2 separate regions of the Homo sapiens genome follow, and region 1 is linked to region 2. The links are chromatin loops, found by intact Hi-C in ENCODE. Cell type or tissue: heart left ventricle. All regions are shown on one strand. Links, peaks and the distances in the headings refer to the core of each region. The heading gives the core; the rest is flanking DNA. Region 1 holds the start of LOC107984419 (a long non-coding RNA gene). Region 2 overlaps LOC102723403 (a long non-coding RNA gene).

Region 1 (16,900 bases), core at 4,340-12,339, 520 kb after region 2:
ACAGATTAACAGGAGAAAAGGAATACAAATGTATTATGTGCACATGTGCATGGGAGCCATACAAAATATGATACTCAAAGAAGGGCCAGATGGTTGAAGCTTAAATAGCAGTTTGAGCTATAGAAAGAGGCTCCTGGAGGGTAGTGGTGCCAAGCTACAGGAGGGTGAGGGGAGAAACTGCATTGCAAACAAAGGTTGTCTTATTATGCAGATAAAGCCTTCTGAGGGTTACTACCCTCAGAAGAATAGGTGAAAAGTCTATCTGGCAGTGTATCCTGGTCCTGGAGGCCTTTAGTCTCCTCTCCTGCATAGGAATTAATCTTCTCTGGTTAATGTAGTTTCCAGGGAAAGAGTTTACAAAAATTGCATGCCCTTCTGGACGGAATTCTCTTAATCAGATGAGGAAAAACTCAGAGAAAACCCCTTCTTGCACTTCAGGAGAGAAACAGGACTGAGGGGAGAGGGAGATCAGAGAGACTTTGTTTCTGATGCTGCTTCTTTAGATCAAAGTCCCCAGCATGTCAAAGCACCATACTCTGGGGTATTTTTTTCTGAGCCCAGTAGCCTCAACTCTGAGTACAACAAGGAAAAGTGGAAATTTATAGTCAAGAAGCAGAGTTGTGGGGGGTAGAGAGGCTCAGTGTGAAAACTGGTAAGAGGAAACATTAGGGATAAGAGGGCGATAGCAGCTAAAGCAACCTAATGGGGTTCTTGCTGAAGGCAGGCCAGGGTGACATCACCTGAGGGATGGTGGAGCATGAAGAACCTGATTAGATATTAAAGGTGATCAAAGATGGAGGATAGCTGAACTGACTTAGCAGTGTTCTTTTTTTTTTTTTTTTGAGACAGAGCCTCGCTCTGTCACCCAGGCTGGAGTGCAGTGGCGTGACCTTGGCTCACTGCAAGCTCTGCCTCCCGGGTTCACGCCATTATCCTGCCTCAGCCTCCCGAGTAGCTGGGACTACAGGTGCCCGCCATTGAGCCTGGCTAATTTTTTTGTATTTTTAGTAGAGACGGGGTTTTACCGTGTTAGCCAGGATGGTCTCGATCTCCTGACCTTGTGATCCGCCCTCCTCGGCGTCCCAAAGTGCTGGGATTACAGGCGTGAGCCACCGTGCTCGGCCAGCAGTGTTCTTGCTAGAGCTAGACAATGCCAAGATGAACACAGAAGTCCAAAAGTAGAGGACTAGTTGAAAAAAAGAGTTCAGAAGAGCCTGAGTAGAGTTTGGTCAAGGAGAAACCTATGTCATTTAACAGGCACAGCTCTGCTCCCACTGGAGGAGGGATTCTTCTGGAAGCCTTCCTTTCCTCATCCAAACTGCTTCCATTTCCTTAGCCCAGAAATGCTGAATGCTGGAAGAGGGCTGCCATGGTTTGAATGTTTGTCTCCTTCAAAACTCATGTTGACATTTTAATTGTTATCATAACAGTACTGGGGGCTGAGGGCCATGAGGGCTCCACCTCCATGGTGGGATTGGTACTGTTAGGAAGGGTGCCTTTAGCCTCCTCTTGCTCCGTCTCTCACCCTCTCGCCTTCTGCCATGTGATGATGCGGCCAGAAGACACTTGTTAGGTGCCATCACCTTGATACTCAACTTTTCAGCTTCCAGAACTGTGAGCCAATAAATTTCTGTTCATTATAAATTACCCAGTCTGTGGTATTCTGTGATAGTAGCACAAAACAGACTAAAACAAGGTCTTTATTGTGATTCTAAATCTGGCCTAAATGATATCACGTAGTCTGTTAATTTTTTATATAGATGCCCTTTGTGTCACATTTTCTGCTGGCTTATGTGTCTTTTAATCACACCTCACAGCAACAGGAGCTACTTGACAGGGTGCCACGGTACCAACTTTTTCATCCTTGGATGCAATTTCAGAACGGTATTCCATCAAAAGGAGCAGCAGGATTCTATTAGAACATCTCTTATCTAATACAGAAACACAGTTCTGTCACCACCAAATTTTCCAGTTCACAAATGCTAAGAGTTTCAATACTATTACAACCACATAGTTCAACGGGATTTAAAACCTATTTTTAAAACAGTAGACTGGATTCATCTTTAATACATAGACCGAGTTTTCCATGTGTTCATATGCCACCTAGTGGGCTATATTACATACAAAATGTAAAACTGATCTTTTGAATTATAATCTAGCATTTTCTTCCTAAAATTTGAGGTCCAAGTGACAAATCTTAGCCAGTAAAATCTCTAAATTTAAAAGGTAACGTTACATATTCAGCACAGAGTCAGTTTGAAAGAGACCAAAATTTGGAATTCCTTTTAAACATTTCATCTGCGGCGATTTAAAACAAGAAAATATCTCCATCAAAGGGTTTAGGTTTGAGTTACCATTGACAGTAGTGGAAAGACAAACTGGTGAAAAATAAAAGTAGCCTATTTTATCTAAGGGGGTTAAGGTGTGGAGCAAATAGAAAAACAAGACTTCACAATTCAAAGTAGCTGACAATTTTAAAGATACATGATGTTTCACAACCTCTTGAAGGATTAGGCATTTTTAAGGCACCTCTATGTTAGGTTAAAGCTGATGTTCAAAAAGTAGTTATTGACTGTTTACCATGTGCTGAGCACTAAGCTAGGGACCGAGATAAAAGAATGGGCAAAACTAAAGAGAACTCTTGCCCTAAAGAAGCAGAGATCTGCTACTTCAGAACACTCTGGATTTTGCCACTGAATTTTACAGTTAGTATTATGACACCGTTTTACACATGTTTTCATTGACGTAATCCTAACAGAATTAATTATGCTGTTACTAAAGGGCAGAGTGAACTCAGTTATGGTGATTACTGACTTTCCAGAGTTCTAGGACTGTTAGGAGAGCTGTAGCAGCTATGGAAGTAAACTGTTTTTTTTTTCTTTTTCTTTTCTTTTTGAGATGGGGTTTCACTCTGTTGCCCAAGCTGGTCTCGAACTCCTGGGCTCAAGTGATGTTTTTGCCTGGGCCTCCCAAAGTGCTGGGATTACAGGAGTGAGCCACCACACCCATCCCTGAGGAAGCAAACTTGTTGAAGCAGTTTGGTCTTCTCACTGACTGAAGATGAGAGAAATCTTATCAGCTTGCTATCATGTGATTTTGGGAGAATTCTTCATACTTGCCTGGGGTTAGCTTGAGAATTGATCATCTTCCATGGAGTGCTTGAATCATTTCCCATAAGGCCCAGAAACGGAGCAATGAAAAGAGCTTAAGATAATGAAAAGGGCCAATGTCCACGAAGTTGGAAATTCAGTGTATACCATAATTCACAGACTTCTCCAGTATTAAATGAGTAAAGAAGGGGAGAAGCTAGGGGACTGCACTGAACTTCCTGCTGTTCTATTGTTTTGGTTAAAGCAGTAATTGCCCTCAACTCTTTTTTGGCTTCCCAAGCCACTCTCCAAAAAGCACCATCAAAATTTCCAAAGCAACCAAGAAGTCTAAAGAGCAACCTGATGCTTTGAGTAAAACACATGGAGTTAATCATGGAAGTTTAGGTGCAATGCTTCCTACTCTTCCACAACCTACTTTTGATATACCCTTCCTCTCAGTATATGTATATCTCAGTATATGGAACCCGGCAGTATAATCTCTATCGAAAAATGTTTCATGCAAATGACTACCAGAATGAGAATCTTGGCACTGAATGATATCAGATAATTTGCTAAAGGTTGGTAAAATCTTGGTGAGCACTCAGGAGAAATGGCAAAAAAGAACAGAGTTGATGTGGTTTTTACCTGTAGTAAGAGAAGTATAGTGAAGTGGGTAGAGCGGAAGCTCTGGTCTCAGGGCCACCCAGGTTTGAATCCCATCACTACCACTTCCTGGCAGTGGAAATTTTGGGTGAGTGACTTAACCTCTCAGAGGCTATTTCATCATCTATAAAAGGAAAAAATGACAGAATCTCTGAAAGGGTTGTTATGATGATTAAATATCGTAAGTAAAGTGTTTATCACAATGCCTGGCATATAGCAAGTTTTTAATTTAGTTGAGGCAGCTATTTTTATTATGATTTTTATAATTATTAATATTTATTATTCTAGTAAGCTTCATTTGGAGATGTTTGGCTGCTACATTTAGTTCTGGATGACACATTGTAAGAAGGCTATATAATATGAATGAGAGAGAAATTAAAGAAGTTTTCACCAGATGTATCATGAAATCATGTTGCCCAAGGACTGAGTGTGAAAGTTACAGCCTTGGAGAAGCATCACATTGGACTTCAACTATTGACAGGCCTCTCATTTGTAAGAAGGGTCAGGCTTGCTCATTGCAGCCACAGATAAAGAACTAATCAGAGAGAATAGAAATTACAGGTACCTATATCTCAGGTCGATGTAAGAAAGAATTTTCCTCAGAACTATCAGAAGGGAGAAGGGCTATGTGGTAAGGTGGCAAATTTCCTGTCCATGGAGATGCTTACATGTGGAAGACCAGTTGCCATGGGTATTACGCCGGGTGGATACAGTTCAACTATTCAATGAATATAGGATTAGGTGGTTGTCCAAGGCTCCTTCAATGTTGAGATTTTCTGATTCAAGGAGAAAGAAGAAGAAAAAGACAATAAAAAATGCCAAAAGGAAGAAAAGGAGGGAGGCAGCCATCCCTGTTTCATTTGTTTTCTCCCTCCCTTCTGGGGAGTGTGGGATTTAGCAAGGGCCACCACTAGCCCATAAAGTAACTTTGTCCAACTTCAAAAATGGCACCCCTTCTGAGCTGATGTAACATCATGTGTTCAGGGCTTGACAATGTGGGGGTGTCCTTGTGAAAATTATAAAAAGAAGTTTCTTCCTCTGGGCAGAGGCATTATGAGAGGAATGAACACTGAATTTCAGTCCCCTCTTGCCTTCTCAATCTGCACCACTGTATGTGGCAATGCTGGCTTTACCTTTCTGGCCCTTTCAGTGTGTGTGTGTAGATAGTCTTTCTCCTCAGACCATTGTTACCCGGTTGGAGATGGAGTCTAGGCACTGCTTTCCCTTTCTAAGTCAAGCAAGAGAAACTGGTAGTTGCCTTTAAGTCTTTTTCAGCTCTTAGAACTTGGGAGTGTGACTTGAGCAACATGATCATTATACCCAAGAGCATGTGCTTAGAAGAAAGCAAAAATCTGTGGAAAGCATTATAGAATATTGGATCAGTAATGATGGATGTTTATGAGTTTTGGCTACCAGCATACGTTTTCCTGCTTTATAGTATCCCAGTTTCTCCTTGTGTCTGTAACTGAGGTGAGAGATTAATGCTGGGGGCTCATCTTCTACATATCTTTCCTCTCCCTGTCCTCTCAGCCAGGATTTGAGCATGTGAATGGAGCCTGGTCAGTCAGGCACGATCTTCTCTCCTGAGACCTTGAATGTTGGGCTGGTCTGGAACCAAGTTAAATAACAGGAAGTTATTCACCTACCTGCCTGTCTTCCCCAGGTACCATAGATTTCTGTGTCTCCTGCTCTGCTTCCTACCTTCAGCTTCTTGTTCTCCGGCATCCCTTCAATTCTGTGAGCCCCCTCTTTCGCTTCATGTAATCTCCTCGTTGCTTTTGTTGTAAATGATAGATTTCTGTTGCTTGCAACCAAGAACTCTGAAATACCAATATTAAAGTTGAAAATAGCAGCACTTGTTAATGATATGAATGGCTCATAAATCATAAAATCTCTACTACTAAAAAGACTAAATTGTTTTCATGCTGAGATGGTGTATCACCTCCTGGCCCAAACTCCATTCCTGAAATAACAAAAATTATGATGTTAGCTTTATATTTATTGAGCATTAATTGACTGTTGAGCTAAGTGCTTTACATAGAACATCTCACTTAATTCTCACAACTCATCCAAAATAAATATTAAGATTTTACTCATTTTATAAATAAAGAAACTGAGGCTGAGAGTGACTTGCTCAAAATTGAGGTAGAAAGTGGCAGAGCCAATATTTGAACCCATGTCTGAGTCACTCCAGAAACTCTGCTTATAACTACTGTGCTGTTCTGTCTCTTCTTCTGCCTGACTGACTTACACGTGGGGAACATTTTTAAAAATATTTCTTCGAACGATGAAATAGTCATGATAAATCAAATAATGAGAAATTAAAAAAAAAAACCCACGCATAAATTGTGAATTAGCTTCAGGAAAAGGCAAATTCAGCTTATTTACAGAGTAGCTGGCTGTGTCTTAGCTTTCGATATTTATGTGTTACCCTTGGGACTCCCCGTTTCCCCCTGTTTTGGGTGCACAGTGCATGGGAGCAGCCATGTATTTCAGCTGGGTCTTTCCTGCCTGTTAAATATCTATTGGGCTAAGCACTCTCCAAGCTCCCAGCAAGTTCATTAGTTACCTGAAAATATCTACCTCATCTGTCATCAGCACTCAAATGGCCTGAGGGATTTTTCATTTCCACTCCATTTTCCAAACTCTTTCTAGCATTTACCTCCCACATCTGGAATCAATCCTGACCAGCAGCAAAATGCTGAACAGCCGGGCTCCTCCCAGGGCAGACTTTCTTTCTCCCAAGGAGAGACAAGAATACATCGCATATGAATTAGCCATTCTCTTCTAGGGAAAACTGGCAGCAGAGGCAGCTTCTGCATTCTAATTTGCTCATCTAACCCCTTCATCTTTACTTGTTTAAGCAAAATATTTAGTTTAACATTTTCAGTCATTAGAGCTGAAAAAACACACATATTTTTAAACTAGATTTTATTTGTGTTGCAAATTGTGAGTATCCTTCAAAAATATCCCAGCTCGTTATCCCTTTACTCCCTTGGTAGAAAAGATTTTTAGACAACAGTCTTAGGAAACATCACTGACTTCCAAGCCTCAGTACCATTGCCCCACCACTGTTGCCGTCACCACTTCCTAGAGAAAAGAGAGTATCAGTTTGCCAATGACAACTAACTCAATTCCAAGGATGATTTAAACATTTGATTTTATGTTATTTTGGGGATTGTTTTTGTTTCTAGATAGTGTGGAGGCCAGCTTCATAGACTTCTAGAATTGCTTTCTAGGGGACAACATTCAGATCCTTGTGAAGGAAATATAGTTAATTTATTATAGATTATTATTTTCCTTTTGGTGGGGAAGGACTGCATAGGAAAAGCTGACCTCAAGAAACTAAACTCCACACATCTTTTTACAATTATTCTTGAGAATATCTTCATGAAAAAATCACAAAAAGTAAATGGCACCAAAGCTGCTTTCTGACAGCCCCTAAGAAAATATGTATGGGACATGCAGATGGGAAAAGTCAATCTCTTAATTGGATGAACTGCATAATTTTACTAATACAGCACATCCTGCCCTTAATTTTAAATCATCCAAAGTTGTTTTTTTTTTTTTAGTTCTAGAAGAAACAGCAATATAAAAAAATTCAAAATGGCCAACATATCTCAAGATATAGCCCTCAGCACCTGCAGGGTGATTATCTCTGCTGACAAAGTGAAATATTACTATGGATAATAGAAAGTTACAAAAAAATAGAGAGAAAAACTAATGAGAGGCAATCAGGAAGCTAGAAAGGCAGTTTTCTACAAAAGATTTCCTAATTTAAGATAGTGAATAATGTGCTTCTGCTCCCTTTAAGGTCAATAATCTGATCATCAAGTGTTTTGAGTTGTAAACAATTTTGAAATATCTACACCGCACCGGGCATTGTGCGAAGTCTCTTCTCAAGTTAACACATCCACCATGCTCCCAGCGCGTGCACCAGGCACTGTGGGGATGCAAATGAACTGCAAGAGCCTGCTCTGTCCTTTTCTTACATAACTAGCCAATGCAATGGTGAAACCCCTGAGAAAGCAAATCCAACCTCCGGATTGAGGGGATAAAAACAATGTGAACAGTAAGCTCTTTGAAAAGAAAACCGCTTCCCTATGGTAGAAAATAAGGGGGAAGGGGGCCCATGCAGGGAGCCCAGCAAGCAGAAAAGGTAGGCCCTAGGGAGTGTGATATTACACAGGAACATAATGGGGTTGACTGCATACTTGTCTAATTACTGGAGCTATTAAAATCTCTATAATTTAGATTCAGTCAAAAAAAAAGGCTCGTATAAATGCACACACATGCTCCCGATTGGATTTTATGAATCCATTCCTCTCGATTCTAAAAGGACACCACCCTGCTGTGTACATGTGGCTGCTAAACCTGAATGACCTTCTCCCCCTGGCCCTGCCCTTGCCCCCTGACTAGTGTACTCTGTTACTGTAATAAGCAGTTCGGTTAGATAAGGCGATGCTTGATGGAATCATCTGTGTTGAAGCCGAATTATAATGCCTCAGTCAACGGATTTAATCTAAACCAAATGTTTTGGGATTCTGAAAGCTCCAGGAGCAGAGAAAATATAAGTTTTATATTTGCTGAAGTTCAAACAGAGAGCAGACGGAGAGATTCCAGAAGCTCAGAGAGTGGTAGCAAAAAAAAAAAAAAAAAAAAGTGTTGTTTCTCCTGAGTTCAATCAAAGGAACAAGTAGGGTGCACTTTGCATTCACCTTCTCCTTTTGTTTTCTCTTCTATGAACTTTCCTTTCTCTTGACATATTATCTGCTAATGTCAAAATGAACTTGATACAGTAAGTACGTAGCATATGGTAGGTGCTCAATAAACACTTCTGGAATAAACAAATGGGCCATGGTTAGTGTAGGGGTTTAGTGTCCACGCTGTTAGTCTCATACTTCTCTAACCCCTTTCTTAGCCATGAGTTGAGGCAAATTTACTTAACATCAGGGCCTCAGTTTCCAGATATGCAAAGTGGAGCTAATAACAGTTGTGTGGATTAAACAGGTCAATGCATCTAAAGTACTAGCATAATGTCTGATCCATAGATGGTAGTTTCCTAGCTAACCTTCATTAGCTTTCACACCAGTGCTCTTACCTACTGGGCAAGACTTCCCCTCCTGAGAACACTGGCCATTTCCTTTTAACTGGTCTTCCCCACACCCTTCTTTCTTTGTTTTAGTTAAAGATGGGATTTAAGCCTGAAACTTAGACCACCTCTTTGAGAATTCCTCATTTCCTGGGCACCTCCCATATATAAATGGGATATACACATTAATAAACTTCTGTTTGTGTTTCTCTTGTTAGTCTGTCTTTTGTTAGTGGTCTGTCCCAGCTAAGAACTCAGAAGGGTTGAGAGAAAGTTATTTTTCTTCCTCTACAGTACATATGCCTAATTTTGAAGACTACTACTTTCATTAAAAACACAGAAAAAGTACTTTTCCATGCTTCATTTTATCTGATGATAAAAATAACTTTTTGGGGCTGAAGGGAAATATTACTATTCTCATTCCACAGATAAGAAAATAGATATGTCCCATGGGTGGTGAGAATCAAGCTACAGTTGAAACTCAACTCTACATTTGATACTCAACAAAGGTTTAACGAGCACCTACTGTGTCCCAGGCACCATGCTGGGCTCTGGAAACAAAACAGTGGATAGCGGTCTTGAAGGGCATCTTCAGGCTCCTAGTCTAGTGCTCTTAATAATCTGATAATTTAGCCAATGACATTGACATTAATTCATAATCCAATATGTTTTTACATATCAAAATTTAATAGCTTTAAGGAGGTTTCTAAATACCTTAAAAGGAGTCAGAAGACACTTTTTGCAGGATTTATAACTAAAACTACAGTAAACAGTGACTAAATTAACAGAAGTACAGTTGTAACATGACTTGGGAATAAAATCATTGGAAAGTCATCTGAACGCTTGGCAACATCACCATCTTAGATAAGAGATAAATGCACTAAAAGTGTAGCAGTGGAAATAGCTGGGGGTTCCAACCCAAGGTGCCCCATTTTTCCATGGCCAAACAGCAGGGATTTCCAGGTAGGCTCTGTGCGTTTACAGGCCACTCCTCTGCTGAGTTTCAATCCCCAACTGCCAGGCCTGTCAGTGTTCCCTATTATTCTCCTGACAGACAAAAGGAAAGCAGTATGTATTCCTTCTGCCTGTAACAGGAGCCAGCAAAATGGCTTTGTGATTGTGAGACATGTCAACTTAATTAGCTTTTTTCCTTCCAGGTAATAAGGGTTTTCTCCAAGGAATGACCAAAATTAACAACGCAGTTTGAGGAAGTTGATATTTCCTTCTCTTTTCCCACTTAAGATTCCTAGATGCAAAAATCACACCCACACATGCTAATAAATCTACATGGTTTATTGTTTTTGAATAAAACAAAATAAGATATTACTACAGAGAAAGTTAGAATCACTTCATCTGACGCGTATTTAGAAATCATCCATTTGAGAAGTCCAGATTACGTATCCCCCACACCTTAAAGATTATGGAAATGAGAAATATCTTCTCTTTTATCAGAACTTCTTTATTTGGAAAGTTCTGTGACAAACATCCACAGTTCTGTGCACAAACATTTTTTGGGCTGGGTGTGGTGGCTTACGCCTGTAATCCCAGCACTTTGGGAGGCAGAGGCGAGTGGATCACCTGAGGTCAGGAGTTTGAGACCAGCTTGACCAACAAGGTGAAACCCCATCTCTACTAAAAATACAAAAGTTAGCTGGGTGTGGTGGCAGGCGCCTGTAGTCCCAGCTACTCAGGAGGCTGAGACAGGAGAATTGCTTGAACCTGGGAAGGGGAGCTTGTAGTGAGCTGAGATCGCGCCACTGAACTCCAGACTGGGCAACAGAGTGAGACTCCATCTCAAAAAAAAAAAATTGCATATCTGTATTTTGTGAGATTATGGCTTTCCAAAAGATTCTTAAAGAGCTATATAAACCAAATCAACTTGAGAACTGCTTCATGATTGCCTGTCGAAGTCTCAAATGTTGTCAATTCATCTATAAGTAATTTCACATAACTTTTGGATGTTTCTTCAAACTTGGGATTTGAAACCAATATGTATAATCATCAAAGATATATTTTAAGGATATAAGATGTCTAGTTTATACCATGACATTTCTTTCATTTGCACAATTTCGAGAAGTGTTTCTTTCCTCTGAAAAGCAGAGAGGACTATCCCAGTATAACTCCATTTAATTTCACTCTGAGGATTGTAGTTTCTGAGCAGCTGACTGAAAGGAAATTCTATAAAGCAGATCCTCTATTCCCATTGTACTGTTGTAATTTTGGTTTGCGGCTCAGGCCAAGAGTAGAAGAACTGAACCTCATGTCCCCATCATGTTGCTGTGGGGTGGGACTGATGAGTTTTATCAGTGAGCCCTTGTGGGTAGAGCTCTGTCCCAAGTAAATAAAACCAAGGGTGTTCCTGCCCTCTAGGCACTTATCATTTAGTTGGGGAGACAAAACATGCAGTCAGTGTATATGCTTTTTTTTTTCCAATAAGCCACACGATAAACTGGAAAAATTTAGAGAATGTATACAGATTTCACTGGCATACAAAATGTCTATGGCTAACAATGCTCTCGATTATGGTATGTCATACTATGAATTTATGGATATATTGTCTCATTTTTCAATGTTCATTCTTCAAAATAGGCCCATTGAAAAAACTGAGTTATTTTGAAGGATAAATTTATTTTTTATTTTTTATTTTTTGCAGAGGCCTCCACTTTTTATTTCAGTTGTACTCATCTGTCCCACTGTGCAAATGGAGTCACACGCTCACTCAATTCTGAGAGGCCTGGCCAAGGCAAAGAGAAAAGATGCCCAGAGCAGTCTGTTAGAGTTGCATTCTCAGACTAATATCTTTACAGTCTTGAGAAATCACTGTCAGGGTTTATTTAAAATGCAGATTTTTGAAGGATAAATTTTACGACTAATTTTTTTTAATAAACTATGCAGGATTGTTATTTAGAAGATTTGCCAAATTTAGAGTCTTCAGCGATGGAAATAATTGGCCTTCTTGTCACAGTCTTCTGTTTATAAGTGGGTAAAGAAAGTTTTCTTTCCTGTAAGGTAGAGAGAGAAACAAATCTATATATATGTATATACATGAACACACGCACACACATACACACATTTATATACACACATAGTATATATGAAGTTCAGTAGAATTTGCTATTGAAAAAATTATCAGAATAGGTGCATTAAACTTGATAGGGTTTGTAAAATTTATAGAGGCATCCCCTTCAAGGCCTGATGTGAGTTATGAAATCTAATTTTGTTTTCATAGCTCTGTGATAAAATTTTATCAATGTTATAAAAGGGGTCTTTACTAAGACTGACCGGAAATCTGAACTATCTGGCCAGGCAATAAAAACACATTCCTTAGCAGCAAAGTGTCAGACAAGCAAGGTTTAACTAAAATTGATCGATAAGTCTTCCTTTTACAGTTGAGTGCATTCAATTTACCTCATAGGATAATAGTTTTTTTTTTAATGGTTTTTCCATTAATATCAGACATCAGTGTTAGTAAGGAACAAGAAAGACATAAAAGAGAGAGGCATGTCATCAAGAAAGAATGTTGCAATCTTTAATGGTAGGGCACTTGTGCTATGAAGAAGGCTTGTGTGGGTGAGGTTTGGGGATTTTTGTTACTGATTATTATGGGTTGAATTGCATTCCCCCAAAATTCACATGTCAAAATCCTAACCCCCAGCACCTCAGGATGTGATCTTATTTGGAAATAAGATCATTGCAGATGTAATTAGGTAAGATGAAGTCACACTAGACTAGGGTGGGCCCCTAATCCAGTATCACTGATGTCCTTACAACAATGGGAAAATTTGGACCCAAGGACACAGGAAGAATGTCACATAAATATGAAGGCAGGGATTGAGGTGATGCTTCTACAACCCAAGAAATGTCAAAAGATTGCCAGCTTTTCTTAGTCTATTCAGGTTTCTATCATGAAATAACATAGACTGGGTAGCTTAGAAAAAATACAAATTTATTTCTCACTGTTCTGGAGGCTGGGAAGTCTATGATCAAGGTGTCGGCAGATTTGGTGTCTAGTGAGGGCTTGCTTCCTGTTTCATATGGTGCCTGGTTCCAATGGTGCCTTCTTGCTGTGTCCCCACATAGTGGAAGAGGCATGGCAGCTCTCTTGGGCTTATTTTATAAGGGCACTAATTCCATTCATGAGGCTACTGCCCTCATGACTTAATTAGCCCCTAAGGGTCCCAGCTCTTACTACTATTACATTGAGGATTGGGTTTCAACATATGAATTTTGGAGGGACACAAATTTTCAGTCCACAGCACCAGCAAATCATCAGAAACTAAGGAGAGGAATGGCACAGATTCTTCCTCATAGCCCTCAGAAGGAATCAGTGCTGCCAACACCTTGATCTTGGACTTCCAGCCTTCAGAACTGTGAGACAACACACTTTTGTTGTTTAAGCTACCCCTCTTGTGGTACTTAATTATGGCACCTACTGTGGTCTGAATATGACTTCCAAAAGTCATGTTCTGTAAACTGACTCCCCAATGCAACAACGTTGGGAAGTGGGGCATTTTGAGAGGTATTTGGGTCATGAGGGATTTACCCTCATAAATGGATTAATGCTGCTATAAAAAGGGCATGTGGGAGTGGGTTTGCTTTCTCTTGCCCTTCCACTTTCTGCCCTGTGGGGAAGCAGTAAGAAGACCCTCACCATACACCAGTGCCTTGATTGTGATCTTGGACTTCCCAGCCTCCAGAAATGTGAGAAATAGATTTCTGTTCTCACACCTTGGGTTGGGCATCCAAATGTAGCTTACCTTGCCTAACTCAGTTGTCATCAGGAAAGTCATCCAAATAAGCGGCAACTAAACCATAAAAATGATCACTTCAAGGCATCTAGTGAACTCATTTTCAGAATTACCAAGACCACATCTAACATTTCTATTGCACTGAAAACTTACAAGGGGTTTCTAGGGAACCTAAATGGAAAAAGCAGGCTTTGAGGTTAGGCAGATTTGGGTATAAATCCCAGTTCTGCCACTTATTGGCTGGTGCCTTTAGCAAAGATATTTCACTTCTTGAAAGCCCAGCTTTCCCGTCTGTAAAATGTAAAAGTAGTAGAAGAAATATCTACTTCGTAGGGTGGTTGTGAATACTGAATGAGACAGACAACATTTATGTAAAAGTCCATTATGGTGCCCGGTACAGGTAGACACTCTAAAAATGTTAGTGCCCTTCTCTTCCTGTGTTGATGATCTCATTTGAGTCTTATGCCAAGAAACTTTCCCAAGACTGCAGGAAGGTAAGACTCAAGTCAGGCCTTTGTCTCCAAGTCCAGGAATCTTTCCCTGGAAGGAGTGACCTCCAGACCTTGGCTACCACAAAGTCATGCTATGACCTCCCTCTGTTGCTCTGGTGAGATTTAAATTGGGCTTCTGAAGGTGAAGGTGACCCCATATGCAGATCCTGGTGAGCACCTGTAGAAAGGACCTACTAAGCAGATGAACTTCCAGGAATCAGCTGGAAGAGAGAGAGAGGAAAAAATAAAATCATATCTTCCTAATCATATCACTGAATTAGAATCAGACTTTTAAAGCTGGGTGCAACTTTAGAGGAATCTGCTCTTTTCATTTTCTAGAAGAGGATGTAGCAGCTTATATGGTCCCTCGGCCAGTCAGCATCAAGTTGGATGATCTCATGAGTCCCAGCCCAATATTCCTTCCATTCTAATTAGTGTCCTGAATACCCACAATGTCAGCTCAAGAATGGAAGAACCAGAATAGATCCAAAGATATGTAAAATAGTCTCAGAATAAGCCTTTGTCATTGAAGAGAAATGTGGCTTTAGTGGAATCAAGATGCTTCCTAACTCTGATTCTTACACCAAGACAAGGTGAAGGTGGATTTCAAAATGGTGCTATAACTGCAATTTAGTAGAGGGGGAGGGGTGCATCCATGCTCTTTCATACCTGCTTTTTTTTTTTTTTTTTTTTTTTTTTGATATGGAGTCTTACTCTGTTGCCCAGGCTGGAGTGTAGTGGTGTGATCTCGGCTCACTGCAGCCTCCGCCTCCCGGGTTCCAGAGATTCTCCTGCCTCAGCCTCTCAAGTAGCTGGGATTACAAGTGCCCACCACCACACGTGGTTAATTTTTGTATTTTTAGTAGAGATGGGGTTTCACCATGTTGGCCAGGCTGGTCTTGAACTCCTGACCTCAGGTGATCCACCCACCTCGGCCTCCCAAAGTGCTAGGATTACAGGCATGAGCCACCACGCCCAGCCCATACCTGCTCTATAGAGAGGGTGAAGTTTGCTCATCTGGGCCTGCAGCACCCAGGAGCTCCTGAAAGAGCTCATGGCAGTTTCAGAGTAGACAGAGGATGTGAGAAGCAGTGACTCTTGTTTGGAAATCTTCTAAATTGGCTGACTCCCATTTACATGCTGTTTCTGGCAGCAGAGATCAGTCTGGGTCACCTCTATGCTGCTGAGTAAATATGCTCAAAATTATTACTATTTCAGACAAATGTTTAACTGTTCTCAGATTATCTATAACACCCCAGGCCAAAGTCACAGCAATCTAACCTGGGAGTGAGTTTACTTTACTTTGTGATTTATGGAATGAGAATTCTGGGTGCTCTGTGGGACTAATTTAATACGAAACATTCAGATGTCTGTCTTATAATGCCATTCATCTTTCCTTAGCCTGCCTGCACCAGGGAGCATGTGGTTCAGAGAGCAGCCTCTCCCTTCTCAGCCACAAATCATCACGCTTGTGAAAGGGGGTGACAAGTCTTCCCTTCTAAGCCAGGCTGCCTGCAACAGAGGGTCTGTCTGGTCTCTGATGGAAGAAAAGTGTTTTCCACTCTTTCAGGCTGTTGGAGTGTTTTGAAAGGTACAGTTGGCAAAGTAGGATTCCTAGTCAACATTGCTTTGGTTTGCCTTTTGGTAAAGGGAATTTAGTCAGTCTATACTGTCTTATCAACAGGTGCAGATTTGTTTTATAAGAAGGCAATGTGATGTTCTATGGATTGACATAATGCACGTGAGAAGAAAGTTCTACAAAAAGCTAAACTCTGATTCAGTGTAGTACTTACATTTGAAAAGCAGATATTTCAATGCATGGCTAAAAAGGAACAAAAATAAAACTTTTTAAACCAACAAGTTACCCTAAATCTCACATTCATCCAACAAATATTCATGAACGCCTGCTATGTAGTAAGGGCTATTCAGGCACTGGGAACACAATTCTGAACACCCTACTTTCATGGAGTTTGCAGACCAGTGAGAGAAAGGGCATGTCCACAGTGGTAAGTCCTACAAGGGTGAGCAACAGGTACAGGGGGAGCACATGGAAGGAAGTTCCCCACACAGTCATATAAAATGACATGAGAAAGCTGCAGGAAGAAAATGTGCAAAATCATGGAAGTAAGAGAGAATATACAATCTTGGGGAATGGGGAAAAGTTTAGCATGGGTGGAGTGCAGAACTCTGTGAACAAAGGGCTGAGAACCCAGACTTCAGAGCCAGGGGACCTCCGGATTCCAAAGGCCTTTGGGCACAGGGGAGCGAGTTTGTCCTGCATTTTGATGGCAACAGAGGGCCACTTAAGCTCTTTAAGTGAGGAAGTGACATGATATGATTCTTATTCTAGAAAGATCATTCTGGCTACAACTTTGACAAAGAATTCGATAGAAGCAAGGCTCTGGGGGTGGGGGTGTGTGCAGTGACTAGTTGGAAAATCAGTGTTATTATACCAGTGAGTGATGGCAGTGGTCTGAAGTCAGATAGGGTAAGTAAACAACTTTGAAGTACTTACAAAATCCTATAAATGCATCCCATTTTACTCATATTAACAGTTGTATGTTTGTGCAAATGGAAATCAACCTCTGCCATCAAGTCATTTCCTGAGTGAGGCAGAGTCCTGTTGACCCTGGTATGTGCTGTTGCTGCGGTGCCTGTATTGCTGGTGAAAACTCCCTGAGACACCTCTTGAAGACACAGCTTTGGTTAAATGTATAGATGTGGCCCATATCAACCTTCCCATGGGAGCTGGGTGTTATCTAATGGATAACACTGCTCCATGGGTGTCCTAGAGAATAACGACTATTTCCAACTCAA
Region 2 (16,900 bases), core at 3,760-11,759:
TCCTTGGTCTTTGCACTTTTTTAAAGACAGCTGTCATTTTGTCTAAAAGCTTTTTGTCACATGGGACATTGCCACTAATCTGGGTTTTGGGGGGTTTTTTGCATCCTAAATACAGTCCTTCAGTTAAATCAAATGTGCTCTTAGCAATTTGAAAGATTTTGTAGCCATTAAAACTCAATTTATGCAGCCAGTTTGAATTGACCATTAGAGGGTTTGTTTGTTTTTTAATTTTTTTGCTTTTAAAATGACTGGTTTTACTTTGAGGGAATGGCATATTCAGCCTTGGAATTACATATTTTTAATAATTTTAACTGTTCACTCACCTGTTACCAGAAGTACATACAGTTAGCTTGTCAGTTCCTTGATCTGTATGATTTACCTGAACACTGGCAAAAGAATATTTCAGCTTTATTCACTTAAGTCAGATGCTAGATTACTTTCTCTAAAGTAAGGAAATACTTCATTATTGAGGACATAAACACTCCAGTTTTATCTGAACATTAGGATCATTAGATCTTAATTGTTTCTACCATCTTTTAGTTTTTCTAAGTATGACAGTGCTTAGGCTTTTCGTAGGGACAAATTAAAATCAGGTTTTTTACTTAAAATAGGAATATTTTTGATGGAATGAATGACTTTAAAATTGCCATATTGCAGCATTTTTTAGAACAGACCTGTAATTTTTCAAAGACTAATACGTTTTTCAAAGGAAAATATTCTTGAGCAATTTTGCTAATATTTGTTCATCATGCCCATTTAGGGAAGCAAACTTTTAATGAGCATACAAAATGTTTACAGAGAAAGGTGTATCTGATTTACAGTAAGCTGTAATAAAGCTATGTTTTGGAAAAATTAAATAATGAGCCCACTTACTATTTTGTAATATAAAATTACAGAAATATGGAATATAATGAAATCATCTAGAGCCTCTTTATATTGTGCATAAATATTCCAGGTGACTATAAATTATTTTAGAATTAATCTAAAAAGCAAAGTTTTATAAACAATTTCTGTTGTGTGTAGATCCTAGTAGAGAAGTTAGGTCACAAATGTTGGTCTCACACAATGTTGGTCACAAATATTAAGGTAGAAATGCATGTATATATTTGAATAAAATGTCATCTCGTGATCTTTTCCTTTTTTTTAAAATATGGAAATAGCTATTTACCTTGTAACATCATATATAGGATTCTTCTCTTTTTAAAGTATTATGTTTAGTTCTATATAACAGGCTGTTATACAACCTGACAGTCTACTCTAAAACTGCCTCCCTGGCGTGATTTCAAGCAAGTAATTTTTAGCAAGTGAATTTTGAAATATCCATATATATATATACAGTGATTCATTATTAAAAACATAATTTTAGTGAGTTCTATTATAGTCTTAACTTTTTGGAAGTAAAAGACCCCTGTGAGAAGGTGATGAAAGCTATGAACTAACTTCCCAGAAAAATATCTGCATTCATGTACTCACAAATATCGATGTTCAGAATTCCTGAACATGTATTGCAGTACCTGGGTAGTATGAAATATTCTGTAAACCATTTTACTTTTTCAGTTGAGTATGGCTAAAGTGTCGGTTGGTTTGTTAAATAGTGTTGTGGGTGGCTGTTTTCAAGAAAAACAAAACCAGAACAGCTCAGTCCTTGAGCTATGACTGCCCTGAAAAATCAGATCCCACTGGCCTCATATACCCCTTCCACCTCCAAAAGGTGATTACACATTGAGTCACAATGTAGAAAACTGATGTCTTATCTGGACTGGATTTTGGTAGAGGTTTTCTACCTCCATGATGTTTGCCCTGCTTATAGCTTAACATTCTTGTGCAAAATTCAGGACACTGCCTTAGTTTTGCTGACATCTGGTATCTTCATGAAAAAAACTGCTCTCAGCTATTACTACTTTCCTTTAATCTCTTAACTTATAAATTTAACTGTGAACATGTAATTATATAATAACCTGCTGAAGTGGATGTTTTTCAAAATCAAATGGTTTCTCTATCATTCTTAGGTCTTGCCCAGCAGCAGTCAACCATATTGGGTGTTAATTTTCAAGAATGTGAGTGAGGATACAGAAATACACACAGGCAATTCTGAGTCTCTTTTCACTTATTTTTATAAAGTGGAGGTACTTGGGAAGTAATGCTCTTATCTATTTTTTTTAAATCATGAAACACAACTGAATACTTAGTTCGAAAGGTAATAGACCTCTGCAAAGTATATGTCCCAATGTGTATTTTTAATGGTATAGTTGTGAGGATTTACTAATCTTATTAAGATAATTTAACTTTTAGAAAAATACAGGAAATTTACTAGATAAAGCAGATTATTGGGATAGCAATAAAACACCTTCAAATACAAAAGGTATTTAAATTTGGAAGTATTACAGTTCTGTGAAATGCCACAACTAAAATGTGTTTTTTCCTCCTCGAAACTACAAGGGAGTGATTTCTTGGTTAAACATCCAGTGATTAGAAACTGCATTTCATGTCATTACAAGCAAACAAACGTTTTATTTTTTAAAGAGTTGCTGGCCAGGCATTGTGGCCCACACCTGTAATCCCAGCACTTTGGGAGGCTGAGGCGGGCAGATCATGAGGTCAGGAGTTCGAGACCAGCCTGGCCAACATAGTGAAACCCCCGTCTCTACTAAAAATGCAAAAATTAGCTGGGCATGGTGGGGCACACCTGTAGTCCCAGCTACTCGGGAGGCTGAGGCATGAGAATAGCTTGAACCCGAGGGGCGGATGTTGTGGTGAGCCGAGATCGCACCACCACACTCCATCCTGGACGCAGAGCAAGACTCTTACCTTAAAAAAAAAAAAAAAAAAAAAAAATGTTACCATAATCTACCTATCCTATCTTAGGTTTTGAAGCCTAAGATACGTTTTATAATAAATAGACTTATTAAAACTAATGTTTGCAAACATTGCTAAACTTAACAAATTGGCTAAGTTTCCCTTTGTTAACAAGCAATCAGTTACGCTGAAGAATTTGAAAAATGCAAATTAAATTGTTTTTTGTTATATTCTGACACCCCAAATTTATTATTTGGTCTTGAAGGTAATTGAAAATTAAATTGGTTATTTTGTCACATAAGATAAAGTAACCAATAGTAGCAGTACTGGTACCATGTAAATGGAGACTACAAGATTCTGGATAAAATACAAATTGAATTTTGGCATTAAGAGAGGTATTCAGGATTGCTTAGTGAATTGTGGTATATTGAGGTTTTTTAAAAATGCTAGCAAGCATCTAGCCATTTATGACTTAGTGAATGAGACTATGCAATGAAAATTTCTGCATAAAATACAGGCCCTACAGTTTGGTGTATGAAAATAAATTTATTATTCCAAAATAGCTCCTGACCTCTCTAAATTGGATGATAGACTTTCCTATAGAAAATGTTGAAAAAGAAACATTTTCTAATTTTTTCAGTAAAAGTTTCCATCTCATCCCCAAAAGCTGTAATTGAAAAAACATGCTTATTTTTTTCCTTGTGTCTTTTAAAGAACTACACATAGATTTTAGGGTCAGTGCTCAACTACAAATTCTTGGCAAACAAAGCCTCACACTGTGTGACATACCGACAACCCATGTTGAGAGGCTCCTTACACCTCTTGATGGGTGGGTGGATGGATGGATGGATGGATGGATGGATGGGTGGATGGGTGGATGGGTGTATGGGTGGATGGATGGATAGATCAATATATCAATTGACAGGCAGGCAGGCAGACACATCCAGTTGGTTCCCTTTCTCTGGAAAACCCTGACTAATACAGTAACCTAATTTGTTTCTATTTCAACTTGGTTCTCAGGTCCTGGCTCTAAAAATCAAATAAATTATAAACTATTAGATTGTTTGCTGTATCTGGCCTTAGATGAGTCAATAAAATATATAGTCAGTCATTTTTTACTCCTTTCTCTTGTTCATATTATCAAGTCCATTTGGTCACTGCTTGGAAAATTCTTGAATCTGCTTTGGGTTTTTGTTTTTATTTTTGTTTCCACGTCAGTTAAAGTCTGGTAGTGTTTTGCATGCCCAGTATCACTTCCCCTTCTGGAATTAGCACTCTGCAGTTGGCCTTTGAGAAACCACCCTTGTAGTCAGCCCATGTGGTTCAGATACAGTTGGCCTTACTTTGTGGTTGTAGGGTGGGTTTATCACAAGTCCTGGCCTTTGAGAATGTAGCATCTCACTAGCCTTAATGAATGTTAGAAGGGTGGATGTATGACTAGCCAGGTCAATCAAAGCCAATCAACTTCAGGCTTACTGAGACTAGAGAAGAAGTGATGCTTTTTTTCAATGAGGGTTGCTAAGTTTACAGGTTTAAGACCAGGCCTACTGGTGGCTAATCTTGGCACTAAGTGAGAATCTGCCTTAGAATGTAAACAACATACGTGAAAGTGGAAGCCAGAGACCAAGATAGATAGAATTTGGGTATCTCGATCCAGTTATGTCTGAAGTCAAACCTGGAATTTTCAGTTATGTGAGTCAATAATTTTGTCTTTTTGCACGATTGACCATTAAGTGAATACAAGGTAATGACTAGATGGAAAGTTAGCTCTACTCATTTGAGGATAAAAGATCAAGGGTAGAATGGCCTGTTTGAAACTCATGCCCTTGGGAACTTTTATCTTCTTTTTTTTTTTTTTTTTTTTTTTTTGAGACAGTCTCGCTCTGTCGCCCAGGCTGGAGTGCAGTGGTGCGATCTCGGCTCACTGCAAGCTCCGCCTCCCGGGTTCACACCATTCTCCTGCCTCAGCCTCCCAAGTAGCTGGGACTACAGGCGCCCAGCACCACGCCCGGCTAATTTTTGTATTTTTAGTAGAGACAGGGTTTCACCGTGTTAACCAGGATGATCTCGATCTCCTGACCTTGTGATCTGCCCACCTCAGCCTCCCATAGTGCTGGGATTATAGGCGTGAGCCACTGCACCCGGCCAGGAACTTTTATATCTTTTAAGGAGAGCAAACAGCTGTGACTTACCCCCACATCTTCAATCCTGCCCTGCAAAATCTTCTCATACCATTCTCATGGACCTTAACCTCCTTTAGACAAATGTAGCATGGCCTATGGTAATTTACCATGAGGGTCTGACATTCTGTAATAACAATAAGGCACTTGTAATTAAGTTACCAATTTAGGGTATTTGTATTGGTGTTACTTGCTTTTAAAGTGCTTAGCATGTTTGAAAATTGGAACTTGGACTTCTCACCCTCCAGAACTGTAAGAATTAAATTTCTGTTGTTCATAAGCTAAACAGAGAATACTTGGATAATTTTCTCTGTCATCCTATGTTTCATAGCTAGAACTCAATCCTAGGTCAAATGAATATAAATTTTTAATAGCTGTATCTGAATTAAATAACTTGTCAGGCAGTTAAAGGCATATCATTGACTTAAATTTGTGGTTTATAACACTGCTAGCAAAATGAAGTTAAAGCATCAACAGCTCCTGTTCTTCTTCCCTTTTACCCTTACAGGACTCTCAGTTCTGTGGTGTGAAAGAGGGGAAGGTGAAACTGGTTCCTGCCAAACAAAAGGGAACTCAGCACACACCTCAACATTTTCTATATGTCATTTCCAGAAATAATGATGCCAAAAAAAAAATCAAATGCATAATGACTTTCTGATACTTGACAGTGTATTTTATAAAGCTGGATATTCTTAATCATTTGTGATACAGGGATATTTAAATGCTTTCATCTTTTTTGATATTTTAGTGTATTGACATTTTTTAACTTTTTTTCAGTTGAAATTACATAAAAATATAGAGTATATTTGGTTAGACGTTCATAGGTTCACCTATTTCTGAGGTTCCTGCTTCAAAACATCTTTATGGTGATATCGACTTTCTTGAAAAAATACACAGTTCTAAAATTGGATAAATTTAGAGAAATAATTTGGTTTGCTAAACCTTGGCTATTAGCCAAAATTTGGGTGAAAATAAAGTAGGACACTTTAGAAAATGAAATTGTTTTTATACTTTATATGTTAGTCCTTTTAGGCTGCTATAATGAAATGTCATAGACTGGATAGCATACAATCCACAGGAATTTGTTCCCCACAGCTCTGGAGGCTGGGAAGTCCAAGATCAAGATGCCACCAAATTCAGTGTCTAGTGAGGGCACTTCCTGGTTCATAAACAATGTCTCTTTGCTATAAACCTCTCACAGTGGGAGGGGCAGGAGATCTTTCGGGAGCCTCTTTTATAAAGGCACTAATCCCATTCATGAAGGCTCTGTCACCATAAGCTAATCATCTCCCAAAGACCCCACCTCCTAATACCATCACTGTTGGCGTGAGGATTTCAATATATGAATTTTGGGGGAACAAACATTCAGACCCTAGCAGATATTACCACATTTCTTTATTCCACCTTTCCTAATAAGTGGCTATTTTTATCATTTCACAGATGAGGAAACTGAGAGCTAAAGAATTTAGATAACTTGCCTAGGGTCACATAGTTTATCAGTGGAAGAGAAGGGAATCTAAATAGATTGTTTGACGCCAAAGTTCCAATGCTGGTGGATATTTTTCTATTCTTCTTTGACCATTCATCTTATACATGTGAAATTCTTTCTGTTCAGGATTCATTGAAGCTATGTGATTCTGATGACTTAGGTATTATTGCAGTTTGGTTACTTAAGGTGTGTCCTGGAAGTAAAGATTTTGCCCACTTCCATGCCCACCACTCAGCCAGCTCCATAAACATGGATGGAATATGTTTCTCAGCCAATTCTAACATGTCTTTCTGTTTTCGTTCTGAGAAGTCACAGTGAAGAAGGTGTACACTTAGTGACAACAACAGCTATTTATTGTGTGTTTGGATACATAATCGAATTGTACTTTTGTCCTAACTCTTAAAAAGCCTTTGTATCATTGTTCTACCATAAAGACACGACACATGCATGTGTATGCTCATTGCAGCGCTATTCACATTAGCAAAGACATGGAATAAATCTAGATGCCCATCAACAGTGTACTGGATGAAGAAGTGTATTGGGACATATACATGATGGAATACTATGCAGCCATAAAAACAACAAAAAGAAGTGTACTGGGACATACACACGATGGAATACTATGCAGCCATAAAAACAACAGTATCATGCCCTTTGCAGCAACATAGATACAGCTGGTGGCCATTATCCTAAGTGAATTAACACAGGAACAGAAAAGCAAATACCACATGTTCCCACTTATAAGTGGGAGCTAAACATTGAGGACACGTGGACACAAAGAGGGGAACAATAGACACCAGAACCTACTTGAGGTTGGAAGGTGGGAGGAGGATGAGGATCAAAAAACTATCAGGTACTATTATAGACTACCTGGGTGACAAAGATTTGTACACCAAACCCCAACAACATACGATTTACCCATGTAACAAACCTGCACATGTATCATGCGAACCAAAAATAAAAGTTGGAAGGAAAAAATTAAAAAAAAAAAAAAAAAAAAAAAAGTCTTTTGTATCCATCTCCATTGAATGATACCCATCTGTCCAGAAGAGGGCGATATTTTACTACAAACTTCCAGTGAAGCGCTCAACCACTTTGAACAAAAACTATACATTTAGAAAATGAGTATCTTAAGGTAGAGTTGGAGGAGTGCCATTTGTTCAAGTGCTTTTGGGATAAAACGTTTCTTCTAAATATTATGGGAAGAAGAGCAAAATTTCCTCCTTCTTACCCTCCTTCTTATATAGATTGTTCTTTCAATTTGAAATCAAATATTCTACTAAAATACAGTTAAAGTGGAATATTCCAAAACTAGTCCATACTTCAATTATAAGTACTTATAATCCAGAGGAAAGAGCATGGACCTAGGTGTCAGGTGAACCTGAGTCTGAATGCTGTCTCCACTACTTGCTGGCTTTGGGACTTCAGACAAGTTATTTGTTTTCTAGAGGCCTCCATTCCCTTGCATATAAAATGTGGATAGCAATACCTACATTATAGAGATGTATAAACATTAAATGTGTCAGGTTAAGAGCCCAATGCAGGCCAGGAGTGGTGGCTCACGCCTGTAATCCCAGCACTTTGGGAGGCCAAGGAGGGTGGATCACCTGAAGGAATTTGAGACCAGCCTGGCCAACATGGCAAAACCACGTCTCTACTAAAAATACAAAAATTAGCCAGGTGTGGTGGTGGGTGCCTGTAATCCTAGCTACTCGGGAGGCTTAGACACAAGAATCACTTGAACCCGGGAGGCAGAGGTTGCAGTGAGCAGAGATCGTGCCACTGCACTCCAGCCTGGGTGACAGAGCAAGACTCTGACTCAAAAAAAAAAAAAAAAAAAAAGCCGAAGGCAAAGACTCAATAAATGGAAAATTTCTTATTCAATAGAAATAGAGTTGCCAGATAAAATACAGGACATCCAGTTAAATTTGAATTTTAGATAAGGAACAAATAATGTTTTAGTAATACTTGGAACACACCTATGGATATTTCATGAAATATATTTAAAGGTATTTGTTCACCTGAAATCCAATATTAATTGTGTGTCCTGTGCTTTTATTTGCTAAATTTAACAATGTTAAACAGAAAACTCCTTGGCACAGGGGGAAAACTAAACTAAAAATGGCTAGAGACTTCAAAAAACTTAGAATTTATTAGTAAAGGGCTTGACATTTCTAGTAGCTAGGAAAATTAATATATTCAATATTCTAAATTTTTGAATAAGCAGCCAATCTAAGCAAAGTTATGTAAAATTTTTCTTTCAGTAGAGCCTCAGTCATTTCCATTCCTATTGCATTAAACAGTGCTTTGTACATAATACACATTCAATAAATTTTGTTGAGTAAAATATTTTAAAATATGGAGAAAAAGTCATACTTTAAAGAAAAAAAAGCACAAAGCAGGAGGTGAAACTGGCAGTGCAGTCTAATTTGTGTGTTTCTACTTTCTCCCCTTCTTGCCACAATAAAAGAAGGTATGCCCCTCCTTTTTTTTTTTTTTTTTTTTAAGACGGAATTTCGCTCTTGTTGCACAGGCTGGAGTGCAATGGCGCGATCTCGGCTCACTGCAGCCTCCACCTCCCAGGTTCAAGCGATTCTCCTGCCTCAGCCTCTCAAGTAGCTGGGATTACTTTAGTAGAGACGGGGTTTCACCACGTTGGTCAGGCTGGACTCAAACTCCTGACCTCAGGTGATCTGCAGGCCTCGGCCTCCCAAAGTGCTGGGATTACAGGTGTGAGCCACCTCCTTTCTTTCTGATTAAGGAAGGTGAGTTTAACCAAGTAAGAATAAGGTTTGGGAATGAAAGAAGGGAAGAAGAAATAAAGTGTTTTGCTGTGTTTTATTTCCTGTTCAATGGGTTGGAAGTGTGCCACAGAAAGAGGGCCACACCTTGGGGTCTCAGGAAGTGCAGTATCCATAGCTCAGGCCCCACCAGGTGACAACCTTAGGTATTAAAGCAGATGCTGCCCTGTGTGGCAGCCAGCAGTGAGCTCTCAGAACAACACAGCTGTCTCTAGTCTGCTCATCCCTGCCTCCTGTGGGAAATCCTCACCAGGCTGAGCCCAGGACAGCACCAAGGGGAGGAAATAGCTGCAAGTCCTCTCACCTGGCTGGAGTTGGCTTTGGTCTGGACACTCACACCCCAGGTCTGGCTGGGTCAGTTCCCAACAAATGCAGTGTATCAGTTCCATCAACCTGGTCACACCATGCAGATCATTGTGACCGAACAACCAGAAAATGTAAGTGATGACACTTCTTGTGGAAAAGAAATCACCTTTAAATGACAAACACACCTGCCATTGGTGTCAAAAGTAGTGATTTTGTACAATGATGTTCATCACATTTGTAACACCAGAATTTGGTAACTGCTTAATTTTTTAACATGAGAAAAACAATTGGATAGCTAATGGGATATCATTATATATGTTTTATATATTATATTATGTATCAATATAATATAACCAAATAAGTTTTTGGCGAATTTTTAAAGTAATGGGGCAACATTCATAACAATGCTAATTATTTTTAAGGCAGAGTATAAAATAAAAAGAACAATTCCAAATTTGTTAAAAGCAGGAAAACACCCAAAGTGAGAGAGACTCTAAAATAATAATACAAGTTATATTTGACTTCATATGATTTTTCATTTTCTCCATCAAATGTTCTGTAATTTTCAAATTTCCTATACTGAACATGATTACTCTTATAATCATGAAAATATATATAACACTATTAAAAGGTAGTGGAAGTTGTTGGTGCTAATGATTTGTATCTTTTTCTTCTCATATAGCAGATAAGCCATGACTTTTGTGGTTAAATGTTGCAGGACCTTGGATGAATATCTTAACTCTTACCCTCAGTTACTGCATCCTTAAAATGGGAATAATTTAGGGGTTCAGAGGAGCTTCACGCAGTTGATGTGATGATTAAGTGAGGTGATATATGTAAAACTTTGTTTAGCCAGTGCTTCATGCAGAGGAAGCATTCAATAAACTGTAATTATCATTAAAGAGCAGAATATATGAGTCGTTACCTAATTCTAGCCCTCGCTTCCACAAGATTTTTCCCCCATTCCTTCCCCCTTTTTTGCTTCCTTGCTTCCATCCTCCTTTGCTTTCTTCCTTTAGGTCAGAAATAATTGACATTGGCAATTTCATAAAATTTGACCTTGCTTCTTATTTCACCTCCCATCGCAAAATGTGGGGGCAAAGAAATGTAAAAGGAAATGTTTTGCTGTTTTTTATTTCCTGTACGGTGGGTTGGAAGTGTGCCACAGAAGGAGGGCCTCACCTTGGGGTCTAAGGAAGTGCAGTATCCGTAGCTCAGGCCCCACCAGGTGACAATGATAGGTGCTAAGGCAGGTGCTACTGGGAAATGAATTCCAAAGGATGAAAAGACAAAGGAAGTAAAGCAGGAAAGCATGATACTCCAGAAGTGGGAGGAAAGGATAGTCCACTTGTCTATCAGAGACAAAGGGTCTCTGTATCTGTGTACCAAGGAAGGATGGGCCCACACACAGCCTTGGGTTCTGATGCGTCACAGAGAAGCCCAAGGAATAGCCAAGTACCCAGAAGACCTGGGCAGAAGTGGGTTAGGTTGTCCAACTCAACCCTCCACCACTGAGACCTGGTGGGCAAGAGGAAAGAAAATGAACTGGAACCACAGCATCAGGAATTTCTGTTAAATGCTTCATTTGAAACTCTTTAATAGTATTCCTGACAAATAGAAACTCTAGAGGGAAAGTAATCTCAGCACAATCCCTTCAGAATAAAACTGAAAATGAAGAGCCTCTGTGATGATCTATGCCAAGGCCGCCTGAACACATTCTGGCCATGACTCAGTTTACCAAATGCACTCATGCGGCCTGCTGCCCTGCCTCCTACCACAGCTCCTGCTTACATAGCCCAAAGAGCCAGCTACTATTTATCGTATCTGCCAGGCCCCATCAAAGGAAACTCCACAATAATTTTCTGAAAAACAGGGTTTGAAATGGCTCAAAATATAAACAAATGAACCATGAAGTATTTTAAATCTAGAATGGGGTAAAACATTATTTTGTTTTTATACTAATAAGTATGTGCCAGGTACCAGGCTCAGGTGTAATCCTTAAACAGCCTTATGGGCGAGGTGCGACAAATTACTGCTATATTTTGCAGACAAATGGAAGCACCCCGAGGTAGTTTTGTTTTGTTTACTCCTTTGTCTTCAGTACCTACGAAACTGGCTGGCATGTAGCAGGTGCTCAGTAAATATTTGTTGAATCAATGAATGAAGTTAAGTAATATAAATAAGCCACAACCAGGTTTATGCATATATGCACATACCCATATTTATGCAGGAATATGCAGGTCATGCCTAGGCTGGCTTAACTCCAAAGCTTGAGTTCTCAATCACTATCTCCAGTAACCTCTTTACCACTGATTATGTGAGTCTGGGAAGGAAGACAAGGCCTTGCTGGTGCAGGCACTTTCCTGCATGACACAAAGATAATATGTCCTTAAAAATAACTGGATGTGGAGCGCTTTCCCCAGGGTCAGTGTTTAGGCATCACTAATAATCCAGTCCTTTTCTGCCTTAGGAATATGTTTACATATCAGCTATGAAAGCTGAAGACTTCTTTATAATATGATTCTCCAGGCTTTCTGTTATACAGAATGATAAATTACAGGCTAGTACTCACCAAGTCTCTAGATAAAGGCAAATGCATTTCTAGTATCACTTTAGCAATTGCTTGAGGGTTTTGAAAGTCTCTTGAAAACAGGCAGTTGAAGAAGTTTCCCCTAAGAAATTCTTAAGATTAGGACTTGAGAAGTTAAATGGAATTTCTATACCTTTTAGGCGCTATCTATTCGAAGGTGAACAGATTGAGCTTGCATTTCTCCATGTGATTAACATCAAGCGCCCTGTGTTGGTTGAAAAGGTTCATTAGCTGGAAAAGAACTTAAAAGGCAGGATGGACAACTTCAATTTAGATAATTGTTGGATGTGATGGAGTGCTCTGCAAATGGGTCTGCATGGGGCTGGGGCGGGGAGGAGCACCATCTACTAAGCACTGTAAAGGGCTCTCAGAACCCACAGGCCAGTAAATGTTTGAGTGGAGGAAGCATGACATATGGGATCAGAGGCTCTGAGTTTCAGTCCCGGCTCCATCACTTACTAGCTAGGTGACTTTAGGCAAAATCACTGTCTCTTTGAGGTTAGTACATCATCTGTAAAAGTGACAAGGATCGTGCCTAACTTTCAGGTTGTTCTGAGGATCCAGGGAGATAGCTGAGGTGCCTTGCAAATGCTCTATACAAGGGTTGGAATGATTGTCATCATCATCATGGCAATCGTTATTACCAAGTGAGGTTGCAGAGGATTCAAACACGAGCAAGTACATCCATCCTGGGTTCTTTTAGGATCTGAAGTTAATATAAGTTTGAATGCTTCTTTTACAACAAGTATACAAAATTATAAATTGCTGCCTTGAAAAAAGCTTCATTGGCTTCCCAGTAAATACTCCTCTGCCTCCACAAAAAGAGGTATAATTGTGGTCAATAGCATGGACTCAGGGAGGCACACTACCCAGGATTCAATCTTAGGTTAGCTGTATGACCTTTGGCAAGTTACTAAACCTCTCTGTGCTTCTGTTTTTCATTTGGAAAAAGGTTGTCATGAGGATTAAATAACTTAAAATATGTAGCAGGGCTGGCAGAGTAAGAAATATATGTGTTTATCATCACCATTTAAAAAAAAATCTCATTTCAAGGATCTTTTCATCTGGGAGAATGAAATATAACAAGTGCAACCATGACTTAAGACAGAATGTGGTGAGTGCTATAAAGGAGTACAAGACATGAGTTCTGGGGATGAAAAAAAGAAGTCGCATTTACTTGGGGGGAACCAGGAAATGCTTTGTAAAGGATGAATAGGGAAGTTTTCAAAAAGCAGCCCATTACAGGCAGAAAAAAAAAAAAAATAGCCCAAGCACAGGCTCAAAGGTGAGACTTGGTTTGGCATATCAGGGGACAACAAAAGTCTGTATTTATGGACTTAGAGAGAAAGCAGGAGAGGAACCTGGAAAGGCAGATTGGGGCCATAGAGTGAAGGGCCGTGGGCGCCTGTTTGAGGAGTTGGCAGGCAGTGGAGAGAGGACATTTGGCTTTCGAGCAGGACAAAGTCAGGATTAGCACATGTGGGCTGGAGGAAAATTAGCCCGGCAGCATCAGCAGGAGGGACGGGTGGGTTCAATGCCACCTACTCATCCTGGCAGAAGGGGACAAAGATGACTGGAGTTCCTCCACATTAACAACCCAAACAATTTGGAACATGCCGCCAACATTAGGCAGGGCAATCATTTCTCTGAAGTCTGAAGAAAGAACTGTCGCTTTGTAGCTTTTCCTTTCTTTCCCCTATTCATATTGGTGTCAGAGTTTAATTTCCCATTTCATCTCATCAATATAAAATGTGGGGAGGGCACGCCTCTGAGAATGGAGCTGTCACCCATCCCAGTCCACTGCCTGGCACTCATGGGCTCTGAGCAAAGGGCTGACAAAGGCTTTTCTGGCACAGGCTTATCTTTTCCTCCAGTGGAAACTTCTTCCATCTTCTCTCATTTAGACTAACATTTTGCAAAACTTCTTTTTCTGCCACATTTTGGAGTACATTTCTTTTTAGAAATGAACTGTTTTTGTGCAGGCACCTTGCATTTTAGCTTTCTCCCCAGCCAGGTGGGGCTGCTGCATGCAGCACACTGCACAACCTAAACAACTGTATGTGGCAGCCAGTGACCTAGTCAGGGCCTTATTGCAGAGGACAACATTTGGCATCTGCTTCAAGGCGTTCCTACTCCTCTGGGAAAGGCAGTTCCTATGTGTCCCCACGAAGATTCTGCCTCCTTGGTTCCAGTTGGTCCAGAAGTGGGTATCTGACTTCAGCCAAACCAATCAGCATCCTTCCCTGGAATGTTCAAAACTTAAACAATAGAGAGAATCAGCTCCTCCTGGTTGGTAGAAACAACAGGATTTGAATGGTGGGAGCACACATAAGCCAGGTTCCCAGCACAGGGAAGAAGACAGTCTACATAACAGAAGAGGAAGCTCTGCCATGAGAAAAGTGAAGTTATGGTTCGATTTGAGTTCCTTTTCCAATTTTCCCTGAGGACCATCTCCCACCTTGTTCTACTCTAGGTTAAGTGTGATGCCCTTTTAGAAATTTCCTTCTTCTTTTGCCTAAACTATTTCAAGTTGGATTTCTATCCATTTTGAACAAAGGGACCTGACTCATATACTTATGCTCTCACCCCTTGCTCATCAATCAAAGTTTACTCAACCTGTCTCCTTTCTTTTCAGTGTTCCAAGGGGTGAACAGATAATTTTACTGCTTCTAACATAGATAATAATGTATTAACCCTTAATAATCACAGTAAGCACTTATATATTGCTTTTCCATTTTCAAAATGATTTTTCAATCAGTATTTCAGTTGATCCACATAAAGATGCAGAGGAAAGGAGGGCAGATAATATCTTCCTCATTTTATGGAATAGAAAAGTTAGATCCAGATAAATTAAGTGACTTGCCCAAGTTCCCCATTATTTTTTGCCAGAGCCTGAATTTCAGACCCTTTCTCTTGTTTCCAAATCCTGCATACTTTTCCCAACACCTTCTTGCTTTCGGAAGTAACTCCAGGCTTAGACTTTTGGATATTGGTGAAGGCCAGTGAGGAAGACAGTGTGATCAAGGGGACCTTCAGAGGATCCTCAGAACTCTGGTGAAGCAGCTGTCTACTCTGCCTATAAGGAAGGGGGTACTCCTGTGGCTTATGTTCAGTGGGACCAAGGAAATAACACATGGCTAGAACAAGGATGAGGCAAGGGAAGCGCCAAGGGCAAATGATTCAAGGAGATGCTTATTTTCAGGATTGTACAAGGGCCTGCCCTGGCCCCATAACATCATTAAGGCCATAGCTGCAAAATTCAGACTTTAGAAGTGTGTGAGATTCTTCCTGAAATAAACACACATCTTCTAGGCTGACTTAGTTATAGGAAGAATGTGGGATGGAAGAATCAGAAGACCAGAAACAGGCACTGGTGGTCAACTTTACCACGCCTAGCATCTAGACATCATTGCCCAACCCCTTTGCTCAGTGCCTGCCTATATGATGGATTCACTTGACTAACCATGCTCTCAAAAAACATATTTTTTCACTCACTCCAGCCCACAAATGTCCTTAAAAGTAGATTCTGAAGTAAAAGAAAATTACAATCACATTCTGTTGGAAACCCAGTGAAAGCAAAAGAAATGCTTTAAAAAAAATCAATATTTTTAACCCTAAAGTAGATCCTAGAGATAATCTATTTCACCTTGGATTTCTGTCACTTTTGACCAAAGGGTCCCAATTACTATACCCATGCTCCTAGGCTGCTTTCATCAATCAAAACTTACTTGTCCTGTTTTCCTTTCTTTCAGTGTCTAAAGGTTTATCAGATCAGAAAATTGAAGCTGATACAACTTAAGTGGCTTTCTCAAGGTCACCCAGCTGGTTAATGAAAGGTGCTGGGTTGGAATTCAGGTCTACTGAGGCACAGTGCTCATTCCACTATACTGTGAGTCCTACACTGAGTCCTGGACTGAAACAGTTATTTCTCAGCTTTAATACCAATCATTTCACGTATGTACAGTACTTAGAAATTTTCTGAGTGCTTTGCATTTATTATTTCATTTCCAACTCACAGACATTTTGTGTGTAAATTATACCTGTGATCAAGATAAGAAAATTGAGGCACAGAAAGGTCATATGACTTATCTGAGGAAACATACTGAGGCAAAAACACAGCAGTTGTCATCCTCCACCATTGTTTATGTTTTTTTCCTGCCTATGTGACAAGCCAAACTTATCTAGAATTATTAGTTTAATATTTGTTCTCTCCTACCCTATATTAATTATTTATTGCCATATAATAAATTACCCCAAAACTGAGCAGCTTGAAAGAACAAGCACTTATTACCTCACAATTTCTATTGGTCAGGAATCCAGCTGCCACTTAGCTGGGTGCCTCTGGCTGAAGTTCTCTCATGAGGTAATAGTTAGGTGTCAGCTGGGGCTGTGGGCTCATCTGAAGGTTCAACTGAAAGATGATTCACTTCCAAACTGTTGGCAAGATTCAGCTCCTCATGGGTTAATGGGCCAAAGGCCTCAATTCTCAACTGGTTACCGGCCAGAGACCTCCCTCAGTTACCACAAGGCCTCTCCATAGGGCTGCTCACAACATGGAGGCTGATCTCCCTCAGGGTGAACATGTGAGAAAGCAAAACAGGGAAGCCCAAAGCAGAAGCCACAGTACTTTGTATAATCTAATCTTGGGAGTGACATGCCATTACTTTTGCTGTGTTCTATTTATTAGAAGCAAGTCAAAATGTCTAGCCCACAACCAAAAGAGAAGAGTTTATAAGAG

What was found. Hi-C counts contacts between places; a loop is a spot of excess contacts. Peaks named below come from ENCODE experiments on the same cell type or tissue, not always from the same donor. Only the 100,000 strongest peaks of a DNase experiment are listed, where the experiment ranks them.
Region 1: it touches region 2 in a loop (7-fold over the local background); 79 of 110 quality-filtered maps call a loop at or near these places.

The regions. Positions count from the first base shown.
Region 1 is chr11:30,853,487-30,870,386 of GRCh38, forward strand. It overlaps DCDC1 (doublecortin domain containing 1), which reads right to left. Exons shown (of 39, transcript NM_001387274.1): 39 at 10,117-11,846. It overlaps LOC107984419 (a long non-coding RNA gene), which reads right to left and starts at 5,712. Exons shown (of 5, transcript XR_001748485.1): 1 at 5,454-5,712; 2 at 4,421-4,528; 3 at 3,735-3,876. LOC124902656 (a long non-coding RNA gene) reads left to right here and starts at 16,079. Exons shown (of 4, transcript XR_007062643.1): 1 at 16,079-16,571. In heart left ventricle, for the core only: no CTCF peak of the experiment used is centred there; no DNase peak of the experiment used is centred there.
Region 2 is chr11:30,338,768-30,355,667 of GRCh38, forward strand. It overlaps LOC102723403 (a long non-coding RNA gene), which reads right to left. Exons shown (of 4, transcript XR_001748162.1): 4 at 16,299-16,900. Among named protein-coding and RNA genes, the nearest start is that of ARL14EP, 24 kb to the left of the region's middle. RefSeq lists a silencer at 4,201-4,250. In heart left ventricle, for the core only: a CTCF peak has its summit at 7,527 (motif pointing right); no DNase peak of the experiment used is centred there.